Linked DNA regions of Homo sapiens: region 2 is linked to region 1. A link is a loop called in an ENCODE intact Hi-C map of the cell type or tissue named here. Cell type or tissue: endothelial cell of umbilical vein. All regions are shown on one strand. Each heading gives the region's core, and the rest is flanking DNA. Links, peaks and the distances in the headings are about the cores only.

Region 1 (10,135 bases), core at 609-8,608:
CCCCAGTGTTTCTCTATGCCTTGCAAAGCAGTTGATTATGAGGATCCTAGGCTCTTTTTTTTTTTTTTTTTTTTTTTAAGGGATGGGGGTCTCACTCTGTCTCCAAGGCTGGAGTGCAGTAATGCAATCATAGCTCACTGCAGCCTCAAAATCCTGGGCTCAGGGGACCTTCCTGCCTCAGTCTTCCAAGTAGCTGGACTACAGGTATGTACCACCATGCCTAGCTATTTAAAAAAATTTTTGGAGAGATGGGGTCTCACTATATTGCCCAGGCTGATCTTGAACTCCTGGCCTTAAGGTATCCTCCCACCTCAGCCTCCCAAAATGCTGGGATTGCAGGTGTGAGCCACCGCCCTCTGCCAAGGATCTGAGGTTCGTGAATATCCCAGAGCCCTGATACAATCTAGAGGTCACATTGTATTAACTTTTTCTAACTCCTTCTTCCTTTGAGCCACCTCATGAAGTGCCTACTTACTTGGGGTTTCCATTCTAGGCTGCAGGGGTCCTACCCATTCCCACATCATCACCTTTCCACCAAGGAATCTGAGGGTGACCTGGATAGTCATGATTTTTATTTAGCAAGACAGTGAAAATAATTTTCATCTCAATGAAATTTTAAGACCAAGCAGATTGTGCATAGCCCTCCTTGGCCTCCTGGGACCCCAGGCCACTGTGGCCCCACTAGCAGGGAGGAGAGGATGACTTTGCAATGTAAGGGCTATTCGTCATTAGAACAACAAGGCCAGCAGCAGCATGGCTCTGGCCTTATCGGAGCAGGAGGCCTCGCTGGATTCTATTAATTGCCGAATGCTGTTGGGTTTGGCAGATACAGGAAGCAGTTTACATGGCTACACAGTGCCCTGGCTCACAGTGTCTCTGAAATGGTATTATTGTAGTGGGATAATTGTGATTAGGGACAGTTCCCCGAGGAAGACCAGGCCTTTGATGATTGAGTCACTTCCTCTCTACTCTACTTCAGTGTGATAGCGTGGCTCGCCCCACAGACACACACACCCTTTGCTGGCCAGAGAGCCCTGAGTCCCACAGCAGGGTTCCCAAACCAAGAGCCAAGAGCTGCATCAGAGCCAGGATCATTGGAGAAATGGAAGCAGGCTAGAGACCACCCCCCACCATTTTTTTTCTTTTTTAGGTCATGATGACAAGCAACCTGGTTAATGATTTCAGTTGTAAATGTGTCCCTAACTCCTACGACAGCATGTGCTTTGGAGCTGGAGGAACCAGGCTCTATGTTTACTGGCTGTGTGACTTTGAGAAGTCCATTCTTTGAGCCTCAGTTTCCCCATTTGTAAAGTGAGGATGATAAGAGAATCTACCTCAAATGATCATTGTGGGGGTTAAATGGGATTACTTTAACGTTTGTAAGCACCTGATAAATGGTAACTATATTATTATTATTGCCATTGTTGTTATTGCCACTAAGTACTGCCCCCAACCCCAAGCAATAATTTCCTGAAGGCTGGATCGGGGTGCCTCTGCTTGGTGGAAATGCAGCCACCTCAGAGATGAAGGCTGAGGAGGGATGAAGCTGGCCTGATGAGAAGGCCTGGAGTAGAGCCACATCCCAGTCTCAGCTGCCTTAGGGGCCATTCCCCAGGCCTGAGCTCCCCGGGAATCAGAACCCACGTCTCTCTCTGTGCACTTGGCAGGCAGTCTCTAATCCTGCTGGGTGCTGCCGTATCACCCACTCTGCCCAAGGGCTTTTTGTTTGTTTATTTGTTTGTTTGTTGAGACAGTTTCACTCTGTCACCCAGGCTGGAGTACAGTGGTGCGATCTTGGCTCACTGCAACCTCCACGTCCGGGGTTCAAGCGATTCTTGTGCCTCAGCCTCCCTAGTAGCTGGGATTACAGGTGTGTGCTACCATGCCCGGCTAATTTTTGTATTATTAGTAGAGACAGGGTTTCACCATGTTGGCTGGGCTGGTCTCCAACTCCTGATCTCAAGTGACCCGCCCACCTTGGCCTCTCAAAGTGCTGGGATTATAGGTGTTAGCCACTACACCCGGACTGCCCAAGGGTTTTTATCCAGGACAGCCCCTCATGAGCTTCACTGAATCATGCATATTTCAGCCTCAGTCAGGCTTCTGGGAGGAAAACACCCATCTGTGCTCCTGGGTGGGAATAGCATTTGCCTAGACAAAGGACTCTGCCCTATTACTGGAACCCTTGAGTGGGCCCTGCAACTGCCTTGAGGTGTGAATGGGGCTGGGCTGAAGCAGGGTGGGGTTGGCCTGCCTTGGACCCTGCCTTGCAGAGGTTGGAACCAAAGCAGTGTGGCTGGCAGCATGTGTGAGCTCAGAGTCAGAAGTCTTGGGCTCATACCTGCCACTTACTAGTTGTGTGCTCTTAGGAAAGTCACTTTTCCTCTCAGAGCCTCAGTTTCTTCATCTGGTAAATGGCGATAAAAATACCTCTCTCAGAGCACTGTGGTCAGGATGAAATTAGATCTGTATGCAAAACACTTAGTGTAGTCACTAGCACGTAGAAAATGCTCAATGCTCAATATATGGTAGCAAAAGGAGGTAAGTTTGCCAAAGAGAGCACGAAACCCCACTGACAGGCTCTCAGCCCCAGACAGGGCAGATCTCGCACTGCCCCAGAAATGCTTCTGGGACCCAATGTGTTTCAGGAACTGTCTGCCAGAACCAGAGTCCCCAGACATTGGGAATATTCAGCAAGCTCTGTAAGGGCAGAGACCATGTTGATTTTGTCCTACATCCAGTACCAGTGTATCAGTTTCTTATGGCTGCTATAACAAATCACCACAACCTTAGGAGCTTAAGACTGTGCAAGTTGGCTGGGCACAGTGGCTCACGCCTGTAATCCCAGCACTTTGGGAGGCCGAGGCAGGTGGATCACCTGAGGTCAGGAGTTCGAGACCAGCCTGACCAACATGGTGAAACTCTGTCTCTACAAAAAACACAAAAATTAGCTGGGCATGGTAGCGGGTGCCTGTAATCCCAGCTACTTGGGAGGCTGAGGCAAGAGAATCACTTGAACCCCAGAGGCAGAGGTTGCAGTGGGCAGAGATTGCGCCATTGCTCTCCAGCCTGGGCAACAAGAGTGAAACTAAGTCTCAAACAAACAAACAAACAAACAAACAAAAACCCAGTGCAAATGTATTATGTTAAGTTCTGCAGGTCAGAGCCTAAAATGGGTGTCATGGGGCTAAAATCAAGGTGTTGATGGGCTGCATTTATCTGGAGTCTCTGGGAGAGAATCTGGAGGTTATCTGAACTCCTTGGGTCCTTGCTATTGTATAACATAGCATATCCACAGGTTCTGCGGATTGGAATATGAACGTTTTGGGGGAGCCATTATTTTGCCCCTTCCTCCAGCTTCAAAGTCAGCAGTATATATCTTCCAACTGGACTCTGATTCTTGTTTATAAGGACGCTTGTGATTGTATTGGGCCCACCTGGATGATCCAGGATGCTCTCCCCATCTCAAGGCCAGCGGATTAGCAACCTGGTTCTATGTGTAAACTTACTTCTCCCTCACTGTTGTATAACATAACATATCCACAGGTTCTGGGGATTGGGATTGGAATTTTGAGGGAACCATTATTTTGCCTGCCACACCTAGTATGAAGGAAAGTAGAGAAAATGCCAGATCAGAACACCGACTGTGCACTTATTTCGGACTGAGCATCCTGCCAAGGAAGGCCAGTGGATCTCACAGTCTACGCCAGGACACAAAGCATTCACTTGTGAGGATAGTCATGAGCACATTACAAGCTGTTACGACTTAGAGAGTGCTGACAGTTACAAAAGTCCTTAGGATGCAAAGAATCTCTGGTCAGTGCTCAACAAATTATTATATTTATTCAGCAAATATTCTGAGCATCAGTTAGGTGCAAAGTGCCAAGGAGGCAGAGATGAGTAAGATTACTATCCCTGCTCTCGAGGAACTTGTAGGCTCAGGAAAACCTCCTGGAAGAGGTAAGGATGGAGCCAGGATTGAATACAGGAGAAGGTTCAGGTGAGGGGAGAGCATGATGGTTGTGTGAGGTAGTACACATGGTGGTTTCGAGGGGAGAATCTGCAGCCAGGACTGCCTGGGTCTGGAGTCTGGCTGTGCGGTACACTGTGTGACCTTTGGCGAGTTTCTTAACTCCCTTATGCCTCAGTTGTCTCATTGAAAAGTGGTAATAATAATAGTAGTATTGTCACAGGGTCATTTTGAGGATTACAGGATTTAATATACGTGAAGTGCTTAGAGCAGTGCCTGGCACATTGCAAGCACCATGTAAGTGTTAACTAATATGATTATCTCCCTTTTATCCTTTTCTTAGTCTTACAATAGCAAGGAAGGAGTGAGGGATATTTCAGCAGGTCCTGGAAAGGAGACAGTTATGACAACTCATGGTCTCTGGTAAGAATGTTGGGGGTAGAATTTTCTGTTTTGAAATCTCCCAGCCAGGTGCCGTGGCTCATGCCTGTAATCAAGCACTTTGGGAGACCGAGGTAGATGGATCACTTGAGCCCAGGAGTTCGAGAGCAGCTTGGGCAACATGGTGAAGCCCCATCTCTATTAAAAACACAAAAAATTAGCTGGGCATGGTGGCATGTACCTGTAGTCCCAGCTACCTGGGAGGCTGAGATGGGAAGAGAGCTTAAATCCAGGAGAGAGAGGTTGCAGTGAGACTTGATCACACAACTGCATTCTGGCCTGGGTGATGGAGTGAGACCCTGTATAAAACAACAAAAACAACAACAACAAAAACCTAAAGTGAGAAGAAAAAAAAAGTTTTAACTTTTGGCTGCTGGGTAACAAATTGTCTTCATGCAGATTTCCTTATGATCTTCTCATATAAATGGACCAAGAGACACCGAGTTTGATCTGAGCAGCTACAACTTGCCCCAAGTAGGCCAACCTTAGGGTTGTGATGTGTGGGGGTTGTTGTGGGTTGGGGAGAATCAGGAGAGCCAGGAGCTCCAAGCCCAGGCTGGAGCAGGGGGCCCAGATTCCCTGGGAATACATCCCCTTCGGCCACTGGAATCTTTTACCAAACAGATCTGGAAACATCATCCTGGTCCTAAGTACTCACTCTTCCTTAAGCTCAGGGCTAATGGTTGATGAGTGAGCAAACGTCTCCGTTATCACAGAGGGCTAAAACTGGATTTGTTTAAAGCGTTTTCTCTTTGGAGGTGCAGTAATTGCTCTCCGATCAGACAGGAAGTCCTATTGCTCGAAAGGAGCCAGTGTTATCAAGAGAAAACACATCAGCGCCCGTCCTCTCGGGAAGGGAATTGTGAGTAATCAACAAGGCTCCTCTCCAGCTGGCCGTGGGGCCTTTGTTCAGACGCGACAGGTCAGGGAAAGTTTGAGCAGGCAGTGCTTTTAAGGGGTGGTGGCAATTCCAGTTCTTTCTCTTCATATTTTCCTCCCCAGGGGACAGGCTTTCCCCAGGGAAAGGGACTAACCTGGTACATTGTTCTGAAGCCATCAGACAAATCTGATTACATCACTCTCCCACTTGAAACTCTTCAAGGGCACCCTCGTTGCCTTCAGGATCAAGTCCAATTCCTTAATCTGGTCTATGAGGCCCTTTATCACCGGGGCTTGAGGGCACACCTCTCCCTCCTGCTGTATCTATCATCACTCCCAACCAGCTCTCTTCCTGGCCCCCAGTCCGCTCAGTGCCTGGAATGTACTCTCATCATGCCTGGAGCACCATCTCTACATGCTGTGGTGTGCTGGGTCTAAGACACTGCCCATCCATTCAGAACACACATGCAGACATGAGAGGGAAGTCTTGTGAAAGTGGAAAAATGAATGAGACAGACCTGACTGTGACAAACTTCTGCAAACCAGCCTCCAAAACCCTAGTAGCTGATCTCAGCAAGGCTTTTTGTGTGTTATTATTCTAGTCTGTGTGCTTCTTGAGGATAGGAGAAACTTCCAAGACCTCCATGTCACTCACCAGAAGATACTACTGATGGTAATAATAAGACTGACAGTAGACGTTTTGTAAGTGCTACAACTAGTAAGTATCATTCACTGAGCATGTACCATAAGCCAAGCTATACTGAAGAACTGAAGACTTCATGTGTGTGCCTTATCTTATTTAATCCTCGCAATGACTCTATAAGGTAGGTTTTTTTTTTGTTGTTGTTTTTTTGTTGTTGTTGTTGTTGTTTTTTGACAGGGTCTTGCTCTGTCACCCAGGCTGGAGTGAAGTGGTGTGATCATGGCTCACTGCAGCCTCAATCTCTCTGACTCAAATGATCCTCCCACCTCAGCCTCCCGAGTTGCTGGGACCACAGGTGCATGCCACCACACACACTCAGCTAATTTTAACTTATTATTATTATATCTTTTAGGGATAAGGTTTCACTCTTTTGCCCATGCTGGTCTTGAACTCCTGGATTCAAGCAATGAGTTAGGCAAATATGCCCATTTTATAGATGAGGAAGTTAAGGCTTACCAAGGTGACCATTTGCTCAGGGTTATGCCGCTAACAGTGGTGGAACAGATACACATATCCAGGTTTGTCTAAGCCCAGACCCACCTAGAAGTTGAATTCCAGACCCATACTGCTTCCTACGTGTAGACACATGCATGGAGGGTCCAGGAGGCAGAGCTGCTGCAGGGCTGGGAGGCCCCAGGAAAGGCAGGACAGACATGATCAGGGTAGGGCGTCTTTTGTTTGGCTTTACTTCAAACAAAGACAACAGCAGGGAAACTGAAGCCCCCAGCTTCCCTTCTCTGAAGACCAAAGCAAGGCCAAAAATAGGAGAGACAGGAAACATTTGATCCCAACGTGTCAAACAAACATAAATATCCTGTCAATTTTGCCATCAGGGAATGTCTGAGAACAGCTGCCACGCAGGGGCTAGGTAAGAGGTCGGCCTGCCGAGCTGTGCCCAGCCAGGCCCTCTCAAGTTGCCATGGGTCTGGGGTCTGTTGTCACATTGGACAGCAGGGCATCCAGGATGCTTTGAGATTGCTGTTGCCAAAAGAATGCACCTTGCTGCCCTCCAACGACAGGAGGCCCCAGCTGCTGGCTCCACAATCCATCACTGTGTGCTCCAAGGCCCGGTCTCCCGCAAGCTGCTTCCAGATGACAGAATGCAGCAGAGAGGCTAAAGCAGGCCTGTTCCTGGAAGACACCGGACTCCTCTGATAGCCAACTTTGGCTCAAGGACTCCGTGATGGCCTTTCTGAGCCTTCCTTAGACTGCAGTACAGTCTAAGTTGCCTCCATTTCACCCTCCTTCTCGCTCTTCCTCACTCAGAGTCAGACCTGCCTCATGGGGCCTCCGAGGCTCTCTTAGCTTTTCCCAGCTCCCTCACCATTTTTCTCACAGGCATTTCTTCTTGTTAAGTCCTCACATGTTCAATCCTTTCCTGGGATCTGCTTCTTGGAGAGCTGCACTAACTCCGAGAACACCTAGTGGTTGCCTCATTTTATAGTTGAGAAAACAGAAGCTCAGAAAGGCAAAGGGGTCTTTGAGATGTCACACAGTAAACTCACGCAGGGCAGGAAATGGGTTTCCCAGCTTGCAGGCTAGACCCACTTCCTTTACATCACCTGTGTCTGGAAAGGGGTAAAGGGTGGGAGAGAAGTGATGAGCCATGTGTGAGCGTTTCTTCAAAGTAAGGCCCCTCACACATTCACTTGTAGCTTCCTCTAGATTGAGGGCCACGGAAGGCAAAGACAGTGTCTGTCTTATTCACCCATTTGTCCCAGACACTTTAGTCTCCAAAGCTTGGGCCCTTGCCCACACTGCTGCCTGACATAATCAATGCGACAGCACCATTCAAATGAGAGGGGTTTTTTATTGCTTTTGCAACTGGGGAAAGGCAAAGTAGATAGACAGACACCCACAAATGAGTGTGTGGAGAGCACATCAGAAGATGGCTAGGAAGGGGTAGGGATCTTCCCAATGGGAGAAAAGCCAGCATCAGCATTTGCCCAGGGACCTCTTCCTGTTGGGGCCTATGCTGACCTGTCAGGAGGCCTCCTACTAATTTCTTCTGCACCTGGCTAGGAGCGGGGGCTGTTTCATGGCTTCCATCATGCTAATTGCCACCATCTCCCCAGTGACACTGAGCTCAGTTCCTGATAAGGTGCTTCCTTAATAGTCTCCCATTTCCCTGCTGATACCAGAAAATAGGCCTGACTTGGCAGTACGTTAACAGCACTGAGCAAGGCAGAGCTGTCACACCCAGCCTCACAGCCTGAACCATTAGTGGACCTAGAATCAATAGTGTTCAGACAACCCTCGTTTCCCTGAAAGCATTCGCTTGGCACGTTTGCTGTTTATCAGGCAGTTCCTTTCTCAAATGTCCCACGGTCTGTGGCCCTGGCACCCAAGACTCTCCAACTTTCAGAAAGTGCTGAGGGGACTTCGCAAATTTCAGGCAGCATCAGCTTTCTCTCTTTGGAACAAAAGGAGAATAATAAGATTTGTGTTTGTCAGCACCAGCTTGTAAGTAATGACAGTTTTGGTTAAGTTTGTTGGTTGCAGGTAACAGAAATAAACTGTGATGGACTTAAGCAAAGTGAGACTTAAAGGAAAGTCTCTTCGGGACTCGGTGGGCTAGATCAGCACCAGCCAAGCTTCTTAAGATTCAAGTTCAAGGGAGTTCAATATCAAGTTCAAGTTCAAATTCAATATCAGTTGGGTCTAGTTTCAGTCATTTGCCTACCTTTTGGTCAAAGGAGGTTGGGGCAACTAGATGGTCTGTATCTAGCAAAGGTGAGTGATGATACCAGAAAGAGAAGAGAACAGATGAGGGTCTGGCCAAAATAATAGAAGCTCACTAGGTAGACAGCTGAGAATGTAGACTCAAAGGAGGTGCTGATGGCCTGGTGTATGAGGTAACTCAGGCCCCTTCTGGCCTTCAGACTTCTCTTCCAGACCTGTGTGAGGAGTAAATGATATACCCTGTGGAATGTGCCCGGCACTGGAAACATGCTCAGTAAGCAATAGCTAGTAGCCTTGGTGCCTGAATTACTGCTTTTGTAGCATAATTTTAAACACTAGACAAAGTTAAAGCACCTGGTGGAAAGCTGGAGGCATGACCTAATTATTGTCTTGAAATCCATGAAGAATTCTGATAAGTGTTGTGACCAGCACTTTAAAAATAAATAAATACATAAATAAAGATTGCTGCTAATATTAACAGGTAATAGGAACAACCTGAGATTTTTGAAGACTTGTGTGAAACACTAACGAAGAACTTGCAGCCTCTGAAAAGAACTATAGAAGAGCATTGTGGGCCCAGATTCTCAGCAGATATTGTTGAACAAAACAGAATTTTATCCACTTGGGATACCTTAGCCCTCTGGCAGCACCATCATACAGAATTTGGACTAACTGCTTGTTTAACAGCCTGGATCACCTTCTAGACGACCAGCTCCTTGAAGACGGAGGGTAGGGGCTGACATCTGCTCATTGCTATATTCTCGGGGTCCCACACAGGGTATGGGACACAGATGTGCTGAGAAAATATTTGCTGAATGAATAACAGAGGGTTGATAACCTTTCAAAATCACTGGTTTTTGCAAAGGGTTACTACAGCCACTGCAACCACATCTACCTGTAGAAACAAAATAAAATCAACATGGTGGCACTTTTGGGGCTGCGGAGCTGACCCCATAAGGTTTTCTTATCTTAAGCCTTGTACTGCTTATTGAAGTGGAGGGGAGAGAGAATGGAGGTGCTATCAGGGCAACTCATGACAGAGGTGGGGCCTGGAGGAGAGGAAATGGAGGGCAGAGGGCGGGGGTGTTAACAGGAAATTCCTGTGGGGACCCAGCGGGTGGGACTATTGCCAGGAACTTCATTTAGTTCTGACCTGGAACTGTGGACCAGGGTCCCTTCCTGACTCAAATGCCCATAGGCTGGAGGGAGGGAGGGAGTCTGACCCTATGCCACCCTCTCCCCCTGCCAAAAACATTCCATAGCAATGCAGGACATGTCAAAAGCCATTCTTGACTAAAGGCCACGCACACGATGAGGGAATAAATGCTATAGGCGTTCAGATGAACAGGAGATCACTGTGGCCGGAAGTGGTCAGAGATGGTAAGAAGTGGGATTCAGGTTGGCCTTATGTGATGGGAGAGATTTGCATATGTGGAGAAAAAGGAGCATAGGCAGGAGAT
Region 2 (10,135 bases), core at 796-8,795, 81 kb after region 1:
CCCCTCTGAGGGACTTTGCCTGAGGATACAACTTGGCTTGGCTTCCTCCCCTTCCCTCCAGCCTCCCCTGCTGCCTTCCAGGTTTTTCCTGAGAATGCCTCATTCATAAATCACTGGCACATCAATCCTTGCCTCAGGGGCTGCTTCTGGGATATCCAGCCTAAGATACCAATTCTTGGTGCCAGAGGTTAATGCTCAAGTTAGGTGTCAAGTCCCGGCTTATTTTTTACTAATATTAGAATCTCCGAATCCCAGAGCTGGAAGGGGCTACAGAGACCTTCTTTTTCAGTTCCCTTGCTTTATGGCTTAAGTCACAGAAGCCTGTACAGGGGACTCCATTTGCTCAGGTCACCTGGCAAGTTAGAGGTCATGCTGGGACCTGAACTTGTCTCCCACATATTCGTCCTTTGTCCTTCCCTTCATAGCTGCCTGATGTGGGTTGTAATTTACCCCCTGACTTCCCTTTAATAAGCTCCCTCCTTCCTTAAGGATCGCACACCCCAGGCAGTTGGATTCATTCCATGCACACTGTTTTCTCAGTCGTTCATCCTTGCTCAGGCCCAAACTTAACTTACAGAGCAGTCAGGAAACCAGAACTGTCTTTCCACTCTGTGACCTCCAATGTGGCGGTTACCTGCAGCTCCACCATCTGCTACGTTGGGATAAAATGTTCTCCCCCCAGTAATGAGTTTGCTCCCAGGCGGTGCTTTGAAAACACTCAGAGATCTTCAAATGGAAAGCAGGATTCAGAGGCAAATTAGCTGGCCCTGGCCCGAACAATGAGCTCTCCACTCACAGACCACCTCTTGTCAATTCCATTAATCTCGCCCAAATATTGCAAAATGTGTCAACTGCCCTTAGGTCCCCTACAACCTCTCAGAATGTACCCACTGATTCTCTGATATCCTGAAATCAACCAGAACTTCCAATAAGAGCAAGCATTCACCTAAAACTGTCCTAAAGGTTTTATGTAGAAACCACCTGCTAACATGCTATGTTTTCAGCCACGAGTGAAAATTACTTCCTGCAGCAAGACTGGCACAGCTGGGAATACACCCAAGATGTGTTAAAACATAACCAGCGTTGGCTTAGCCCTTGACCATGGGTGCCCTGACATGCTTCGTTTGGTTGTTTTAACAGCTGAGTGAGGTGGAGCCTATGATGGCTGCCATTTCACTGAGGCTCAGAGAATCAGAGGTCTCTCCAGGGTCACTCAGGGCTGGTCCGGGACATTGAAGCTGGGTCTTCTCTGCTTCCGGTACTTGTGTTACTGCACTTTTGCTGTTGATTCTCAAATGTCAGCCTGCAACCAGTCCCCCGGAAGTGTTCATTAACGCACAGACTGCTGGGCCTTCTCCCCAGGGTGTCTCAGTTGGGTAGGGAAGGAGGAGGGCTGAGAATTTGTTTTTTTGTTTGTTTGTTTAGTTTTTGCTTTTCTTTTGAGTCAAGGTATGGCTCTGTGGCCCAGGCTGGAGTGCAGTGGCATGATCTCGGCTCACTGCAACCTCCACCTCCCGGGCTAAAGCCATCCTCCCACCTCAGCCTCCCAAGTATTAATAGCTGAGACTAGAGGCATGCACCACCGCACCCGGCTAATTTTTGTATTTTTTGTAAAGACACAGTTTCACCATGTTGCCCAGGGTGGTCTCGAACTTGTGAGCTCAAGTGATTTGCCTGCCTCAGCCTCCCAAAGTGTTGGGATTACAGGTGTGAGCCACTGCGCCCAGCCTGAGAATTTGTATTTCTGTCAGGTTCCCAGGCAGTGCTGATGTCGCTGGTCCCAGGACCAACACTTTGAGAACCACTGCACTGAGCCCTGCCATGTTCTGTCTCCCACCTTGACACTGAATACTGCCTGAAATAAGTGACTGATCAACTGAGGCTTGGGAGAGTCTTGATTTAAATGTCAGAAAAGAAGTTTCCCTTTTGATTCATGCCAGTGGGCAGCGAGGGCCATGAATTAAGATCCTCCCTTCATGGTGGAGAGATGCTGTTGGTCCTCCATATCTCAGAGGCACGATTAGCTGCACCGCGTGTTTTCTGTGGAACTCCCTGTCTCCCAGCAGCTGGGGCCCCAGCGAATAATCAGGGGGAGATGTGCTTTGCAGCTTATGGAGGTATTCAAGGCCAGCTCTCCCCATGGGTAGAATCAGTGGCTGTTGACATGATAGAGTTTGGGAGCCTCAGAAGAATGCCCGTTTTATTGCATTCCTGGTCAGTACCCTCTCAAAGGGGCCCCTAGGGTCTCTCTCCAGCTGCTCTTCTGAAATGAGGGTTCCCCTGGGAGGGGACAGGTAATACTTGCCTAACTCCTTATGATAGATCACATCAGCTGAGAGCCTTGCCCACAGAGGAGGAGCCAGGGGGCAGCCTAGGGGAATGATGAGCGGTTGCTGCAGACAAGGAGAGGGCTCAGAAAAGGGAGGAGTTATGCCAGATCCAAATGCCAGTTTCATCTGAGTTCCCTCTGCCTGCTGGTGAAGACTGCACTAGCCGGCCCTCCTTCTGGAGCCGACCTTCCCTGGCTTCCTGACATCCTGAAAGTTCGGCCTCCTTTCTAGGGCTCATCCCCGAGCCCTGTCTTCCAGGATTGTCCCTTTCACTGTCTTCTTAGCTTTTCTTTCTTTTGCCCCAGGCTTTTTGGGCAAGACGGTCTCTGCGCATCCTGTGACAAGCGGATTCGTGCCTATGAGATGACAATGCGGGTGAAAGACAAAGTGTATCACCTGGAATGTTTCAAATGCGCCGCCTGTCAGAAGCATTTCTGTGTAGGTGACAGATACCTCCTCATCAACTCTGACATAGTGTGCGAACAGGACATCTACGAGTGGACTAAGATCAATGGGATGATATAGGCCCGAGTCCCCGGGCATCTTTGGGGAGGTGTTCACTGAAGACGCCGTCTCCATGGCATCTTCGTCTTCACTCTTAGGCACTTTGGGGGTTTGAGGGTGGGGTAAGGGATTTCTTAGGGGATGGTAGACCTTTATTGGGTATCAAGACATAGCATCCAAGTGGCATAATTCAGGGGCTGACACTTCAAGGTGACAGAAGGACCAGCCCTTGAGGGAGAACTTATGGCCACAGCCCATCCATAGTAACTGACATGATTAGCAGAAGAAAGGAACATTTAGGGGCAAGCAGGCGCTGTGCTATCATGATGGAATTTCATATCTACAGATAGAGAGTTGTTGTGTACAGACTTGTTGTGACTTTGACGCTTGCGAACTAGAGATGTGCAATTGATTTCTTTTCTTCCTGGCTTTTTAACTCCCCTGTTTCAATCACTGTCCTCCACACAAGGGAAGGACAGAAAGGAGAGTGGCCATTCTTTTTTTCTTGGCCCCCTTCCCAAGGCCTTAAGCTTTGGACCCAAGGAAAACTGCATGGAGACGCATTTCGGTTGAGAATGGAAACCACAACTTTTAACCAAACAATTATTTAAAGCAATGCTGATGAATCACTGTTTTTAGACACCTTCATTTTGAGGGGAGGAGTTCCACAGATTGTTTCTATACAAATATAAATCTTAAAAAGTTGTTCAACTATTTTATTATCCTAGATTATATCAAAGTATTTGTCGTGTGTAGAAAAAAAAACAGCTCTGCAGGCTTAATAAAAATGACAGACTGAAATACAGTGTTGTTTATTTGATTACGACTTATAATTTGGGATGGCGGGGAAATGCTCTGCTTTTTCTTTTCTAAAGGAGAAGCAAATAAGCAATTTACTCTTAGGTCAAATAAAAACTTCTGTGTATTGCAAGGGTTTGTATGAGGCAGGCACATTTCTATATTACTGGCAATTATGTAACAGGTCATCATGTAGCTCAGAGGAATGTAGAATAATTAAATTGTTATTGTACAATATGCATTTCACTTCAGCATTGTATGGAGTGAGTGGAAGGCAAGATCATTGCCTTTGGGAAACTTGTAACCTAGAAAGGACACAAATACATAAAGCAGATTCCCTTTGGGAGAGAAGGTAATTACCTAGTTTGAAATGTGGCAAAGATGCTGAGCTTGACACTTCGATTTTCCAAGACGGGTGTCTCAGGGTGTTTTATGACAAGTGGTTAAGAGGACCTTTACTTTGCGGATTTAAAGCAGGCACCTTGGTTTGTGTGTTTGCCTTCCCCGGAGTCAGGCCGCCCCCATGAACTGATGCAGAGCGCCACCTTCTGGCCATCACCTTAAAGCGCGCTAGCCCAGGAGGGTCCCGACGTAGGACAAACCTAGATGAAGAAGAATATGCTTTTCAATGATTTCCTTAGAGTACTCGGAAATGCAAGAAGTCTAAATGTGTTCAGTTATTAAGACACAAGAAACATGCAGCTAAGGCTGCATGTTAACTATAAGATTCCTTTAAATCTTCCTAAGGTTTGTGATCTTTGTTATTTTTAATTTTTTTAAATCCCTGGACAGAGAGACAAATGATTTTTTTTCTTCTAGAGGAGAAATAATGAAGTGATGGCTCTCTTGGTCTGTAAAATGCTACAAGTAGTTGGGAAATTTGACTGCTTAAGGTGGCCTATTTAAAACAAATCCAGTTACATTGCATTCCAGCTCAGGTGATGGAAAGGCATTACCAGCGAGGGGATGTTTGTTCTAAGTCAGTGGTTCTCAAACTCTCTGGGGACCAGCAGAATCAACATCACCTGGTAACTTATTATAATAAAGAAACAGATTCATGGGCCCCACCCCAGATACCCTAAATCAGAAAATCTGGGGATGGGGTTCAGCAATTTGTGGGTTGTTTGTTTGTTTCTTTGTTTTGAGACAAGATCTCTCTCTGTCCCCCAGGCTGGAGTGCAGTGTTATGATCCTGGCTCGCTGCAGCCTTGACTTCTTGGGCTCAAGCAATCCTCCCACCTCAGCCTCTGTAGTAGCTGAGACTACAGGCTCACACCACCACGCCCAGCTAATTTTTATCTTTTTGGTAGAGATTGGGTTTCCCCATGTTGCTCAGGCTGGTCTTGAACTCCTGGACTCAAGTAATCCACCTGCATTGGCCTCCCAAAGTGTTGGGTTATAGACATGAGCCACCGTGCCCCACCTGTGTTTTAATATGCCTTAAAGATGATTCTGACGCATGCTCAAGTTTGAGAATGGCTATTCTAAAATATCTCCCAGTTAGGAAGATCAAGCATTCTAAGTTATTAATATTTGATGCAAAGGTTAATCACTGAAACTCTTCCACATGTAGATACTGTCTACCCTTGGTTCCTAAACTGAAAACTTTCACATACATTCATCACTCATTTGTTCTGCACATCATCTTCAAAATCAATCACAATTTAATTCACCATTTTAAACCATATTTACAGTAATAATAGTAATGGTAATAGATTTTATCTATGCAATTATCTTATAAGCAGTATTAAGTAAAAATACAAATGATCATTGCTTTGGAAATCTAAACTTTATTCTTAATCCCCATTGTAGCACAACACACATTAAGATTCAAGAAATCAGCCAATATTTTTGTCATGCTCAACAAAGCAATAATTAACCTTTTCCATTTGTCAATGGCACCATCTTGCAGAATTGTGGATGCGCAGGCAGTCTTTGTAGCACGTCACCCCAGGGGCCCAAATATCTAACCCACAACTGACTTAAGAGGAAAGACATGTAAAGGGACTCAGTGGGACCAGCTCCCAAGGTCTACCCTGGTGGTCCTTGCATGAATGTGTTACTGTGTGTGCTCTAGACCTAGGGTCAGGAGAACTGACATCTGCTCTCTTCCCTGGTCCGTGCCTTCATTAAAGCAGTTGGCTGGAACATTTTGCATCCTCTTATCTCTTGAATGTCTTTTGCCCCAAACCAGCTTCCTTTTATTGCTGCTTCTAAAATAACTACTACTTTTCAGGAAAACTTGGAGTCCTACAAAGTTAAAATAGAACAAGCATCTAGGAGATTTATCATCTGAAGACTTGGATTTGAATTCCAGTGGACATGACTTTAATTGCTTAATAACCATTTACATAGCACTTACCATTTGCCAGGCACTCTTCTAGTTTTACATACATTAACTCCTTGAGGCCACATAACCTGCCTCGGTGGCAGTTTCTACTTCTTATCACCTGCATTGTGCTGCCAAGGAAAATGAAGCACAGATGGTTAAGTAACTAACTTCCTAAGGTCCTGCAGCTGAGAAGTGACAGCAGTCGCTTTAACCAAGGCGCTTCACCCTGTGCCCTGCTGCTCTCTCGAAGTCTCACCTCACTGAACAGCAGGTTTCCCATCTGCAAAAGAGGGAGAATGAACACCTTCCGTCCCAGATTATTTGGGGATATTTGAGTTTAGGCAGAAATGTAAACAAAGCACAATGATATAGGATTAGCACCACAATAAAGCAATGTAAAAAGTGCTCTGGAAACGCAGATAAGGGAACAATTAAATTGGCCCAAGCATATCTGTCTGGAGTAAAGAGAAAGAGACATTTGAAATGGCCTTGGACCTGGAAGAGCAAAGACTTGGGGACCTTGACTTGCAGCATGAGTATTTCAGTGAGCCCAGTTTGTGTATGGGTGTTGGCTGGAGGCCAGCCAGTGAAGGGTTTAAATTTTGATGCTGTCACTTTCTGGTGGGGTGCCCTTAATTGCCAGTTTCTACAAGATCTGGGCCCTGTGGACATTGCTGACCTGTGACTTGACCTTGGACCCTCAGCTCAAGCCCCGCCTCTTCCAGGTAGCCCCCTCAATCTCTCCAATTTACAGCTGCTCATCCAATCATTCTCAAGTACTAGAAATCTTCTAATTAATAGGATAAACTATTAATATGCTGGCTCCTGGACCAAACTGCAAATCTACAGAATCAGGATCTCTTGGATGGGACCCAGGAATCTACACATTCATCAAGCAACTCCTCTTCCTTTGTTGTCCCCTGACTTCAATAGAACATTGCTGCTAAACCCTGAACCCTGAGTTCCACAAAATCAGGGACACTGTCTCTGGTTTACCCTTGCCAGACTGTAGCACCTGCCTGGCACATAGTGCCCAATATATTTCCTTCCTTCCTTTGTTCCTTCCTCCTTCCGTTCTTCCTCCTTCCTTCCCTTTTCTTCCTTTCCTTCTCTTCCTTCCCCCCCTTCCCTTCCCTCTCTCTTTCTCCCTTTCTTTCCTCCTCTTTTTTTTTTTTTTTTTAGAGACAGGGTCTTGCTCTGTCTCCCAGGCTGGTTTTGAACTCCTGGGCTCAAGCAATCCTCTTGCCTCAGTCTCCCAAAGTGTTGGGATTACAGGTTTGAGCCACCATGCCCAGCCTGATTGTTATATTTTCTTTGTTTTATTTAAAACTTTGTTCTCTGCTTTTTTCTTTCTTTCTTTCTTTCTTTTTTTTTTTTTGAGATGGAGTCTCAGTCTGTGGCCCAGCCTGGAGTGCAGTGGCATGATCTTGGCTCACTGCAACCTCCACCTCCTGGGTTCAAGAGATTCTTCTGCCTCAGCCTCCCGACTAGCTGGGATGACAGGCATGCACCACCACACTAGGTTAATTTTTGTAAAGACAGGGTTTCACCAGGCTGGTCTCGAACTTCTGACCTCAGGTGATCCGCCCACCTCGACCTCCCAAAGTGCTGGGATTACAGGCATGAGCCGCTGCGCCCCACCTATTCTCTACTTTAAAACTTGATTTGAGAAGAAGGCCTTTTCTGAAACTAGCCTTTAAGTTCTTTATCATCGCTCACAGCATTTAGGCCAATGTCATGCATGTGGAAAAGCAGGAACAAATATTTATGGCATGAGTAGCTAAGAGAGAGGGCCAGTAAGTAAATAAATAGGGGAGATGAGGTTTTCTATAATTTTAAGAATAAATGGTAAATCAACATCAAAGTAGGAAGTAAAACCCAGGAATTTGCAGGGAAGGGGCAAGGAAGATAGAAGATAAGTCTGCAACATCTTGTTATTCCAGAAAGTAAGGAAATAGTAAAAACTAAATAAATAAATGAAATGAAATGAAAAAAATGATGTAAACATGTCATAAAGACAAAGGAGCCAGCTTAAAGGGGCTCTCAATAGCCAAATCTAAGACAATTTGATTATCAAAACAATTAAGGACAGTAACGAATTAAGGATAGTAATGAGTTTTAAGCATGGCAGGGGGCAGAATTCATGAGTTTATTCCAGTGATAAATAAATGAGGGAGAAGGAAGGACTCGTGTTTACAGCAGAATCTTGGATGCCAACTGGTAAATGGGAAGACAGCATGAGAGCTGGAAAAATCATTTTGCAACTGTGACAGTTAAGATAGAATCAAGCAAGCATTATCAATAGATGCTAAATTTCAACAGAGAAACAAAGAACAAGATATGGATATTTGGATGGTCTTCAAGTACCTTCCCATATATTCCTCACTAGCTATGAGAAGGAAAAACGCTAATTACACAGTAGAGAAATTGGATAGCACCTTGACCAGGTGATCTATGTGGGGCAGATGAGCATCTCAGGCCTCCAGATGTGATATCTGAAAAGGACAGAGAGGATCACTCTTTTTAGTAGTTCTGCTGAGAATATATAACATGTCTAATTATGAGACAAATCATTAGACAAACCCAAAATGATGAACATTCTAGTTTTAAAAGTTGATGGGGGGGAGTGTGGACTGTATTCTTTGAAAATGTTCATGTCATGAATAATAAAGAAGGCTGTGGGAATGTTTCAGGTTAAAGAAGGCTAAGGAGACCTGACAGCTAAATCCAGCACCTGGCCCCTGTACTCAGTCCAGTGCTGGAGGGAACAAATTCTACAAAGGGCATCATTGGGTCAAGTGATAAAGTCAGAATATGAACGGATAGATTAGTTAAAAAGTATTAGGTGTTAATGTAAATGTTACTGAAATTGGTAATTGTACTGTGTTTATGTAAGAGAATGTCCCTATTATTAGGAAATGCACCCTGAAATATTTAGGAGTAAAGTGATAGAGGCAGGAAGAAGAGAAATTCTAGGCAGACAGGGGTGGGTCCCTGGCAAAACCCCACCTTCCAGCCAAAAACCCTGCAACCCTCTGCCCAAAGTGAGAACTTCTATCCCTGTTTGCCCACTCTCTCCCCATTGATTCTTTCTGATTAATGTCTTTTTACCAATCCAATGTTGCCTTCTCTAAAACTACCTATGGCCCACTCCACCCCCCGCCATCCTGTGCCTATATAGACCCCAGACTCAGTCGGTAGAGGAGAGAAGCAGCTTGACTGGAGAGAGGCGACTTGACTTCAGAGGGAGAGCTGGACTTCAGAGGAGAGATTAACTTCAGAGAAGAGCCGGCTGGAGAACGCCAGATCTCAGGGAAGATTATCTGCTTGTCCCGTCCCCTCTCCAGCTCCCCTCTCCACTGAGAGCCATCTCCATCAATAAATACAATTCTCCACCTCCACCATCCTTCAAGTATCTGTGCGACCTCATTCTTCTTGGATGCTGAACAAGAGCTCGGGACCCACTGAGTGATGGTACCCAAAAAAGGCTGTCACACTGGCCCTTTGCCCTCACTGGTGGAGGGCAGCCTCCCCATGCGATGAGGCGAGAGGCCCACTGAGCTGACAACACACCACTGTCCACAGACACCGGAGCTAAGAGAGCATTGTAACATGCCCTCTGGGGCTTTGGGGGTCACAGGCATTCCCACCTGGGCACTGCTGCAGGGCCTGCAGGGAGCCTACTCTTGCCGCTGCCCAAAGCAGCCGGCCAGATCCTGCACTTGTTCACCCACGCGTTCCTCGCAAGAAGAGCTTGAGCATGGCGGGCCGAGTGAACAGGGCACGCCTATCGCAAGTCTGATGAAGGGGTGGAGAAAAACTCCTGCATCAAAGAGCCATTATATATGTAACTTAAATAGTTGAGAAAAAAGTTGTCTCTGTGTGTGTGTGTGTGTATGTGTGTGTGTGTGTGTTTCAAGAGAGGGAGAGAGAGAGAGAGGAGAGAGGAGAAATGATAAAGCAAATGAGATGAACATATTAACAACAGGTGAGTCTAGGTAAAGGATGTACTGGTACACTATTTTTATTCTTGCAACTTTTCTGTAAGTTTGAAACTATTTCCAAATAAAAAGGTATTTTTTTTTAACTCACAAATCTCGGCTTTTTCTTGTTTTGGGCTTTTTGGTTTGATTAGGAGAAGAACAAGGCAGATAAAGAGAGGAAAAAATAT

What was found. A loop is a pair of places that touch in the nucleus more often than their neighbours do. Peaks named below come from ENCODE experiments on the same cell type or tissue, not always from the same donor. Only the 100,000 strongest peaks of a DNase experiment are listed, where the experiment ranks them.
Region 2: a loop joins it to region 1, with 5 times the contacts of the local background. A loop is called at or near these places in 16 of 110 quality-filtered maps.

Annotation. Positions count from the first base shown.
Region 1 is chr11:33,932,579-33,942,713 of GRCh38, reverse strand. No RefSeq gene overlaps it. Among named protein-coding and RNA genes, the nearest start is that of LMO2, 46 kb to the right of the region's middle. RefSeq lists cis regulatory regions at 572-1,169, 4,996-5,743, 9,680-9,829. In endothelial cell of umbilical vein, for the core only: no CTCF peak of the experiment used is centred there; DNase peaks (open chromatin) are centred at 853 and 5,293; H3K27ac peaks cover 2,761 bases.
Region 2 is chr11:33,852,076-33,862,210 of GRCh38, reverse strand. LMO2 (LIM domain only 2) reads left to right here. Exons shown (of 6, transcript NM_005574.4): 6 at 2,636-3,635. The coding sequence ends at 2,855. Among named protein-coding and RNA genes, the nearest start is that of LINC02721, 35 kb to the right of the region's middle. RefSeq lists a silencer at 4,059-4,232. In endothelial cell of umbilical vein, for the core only: a CTCF peak has its summit at 4,187 (motif pointing left); a DNase peak (open chromatin) is centred at 4,090.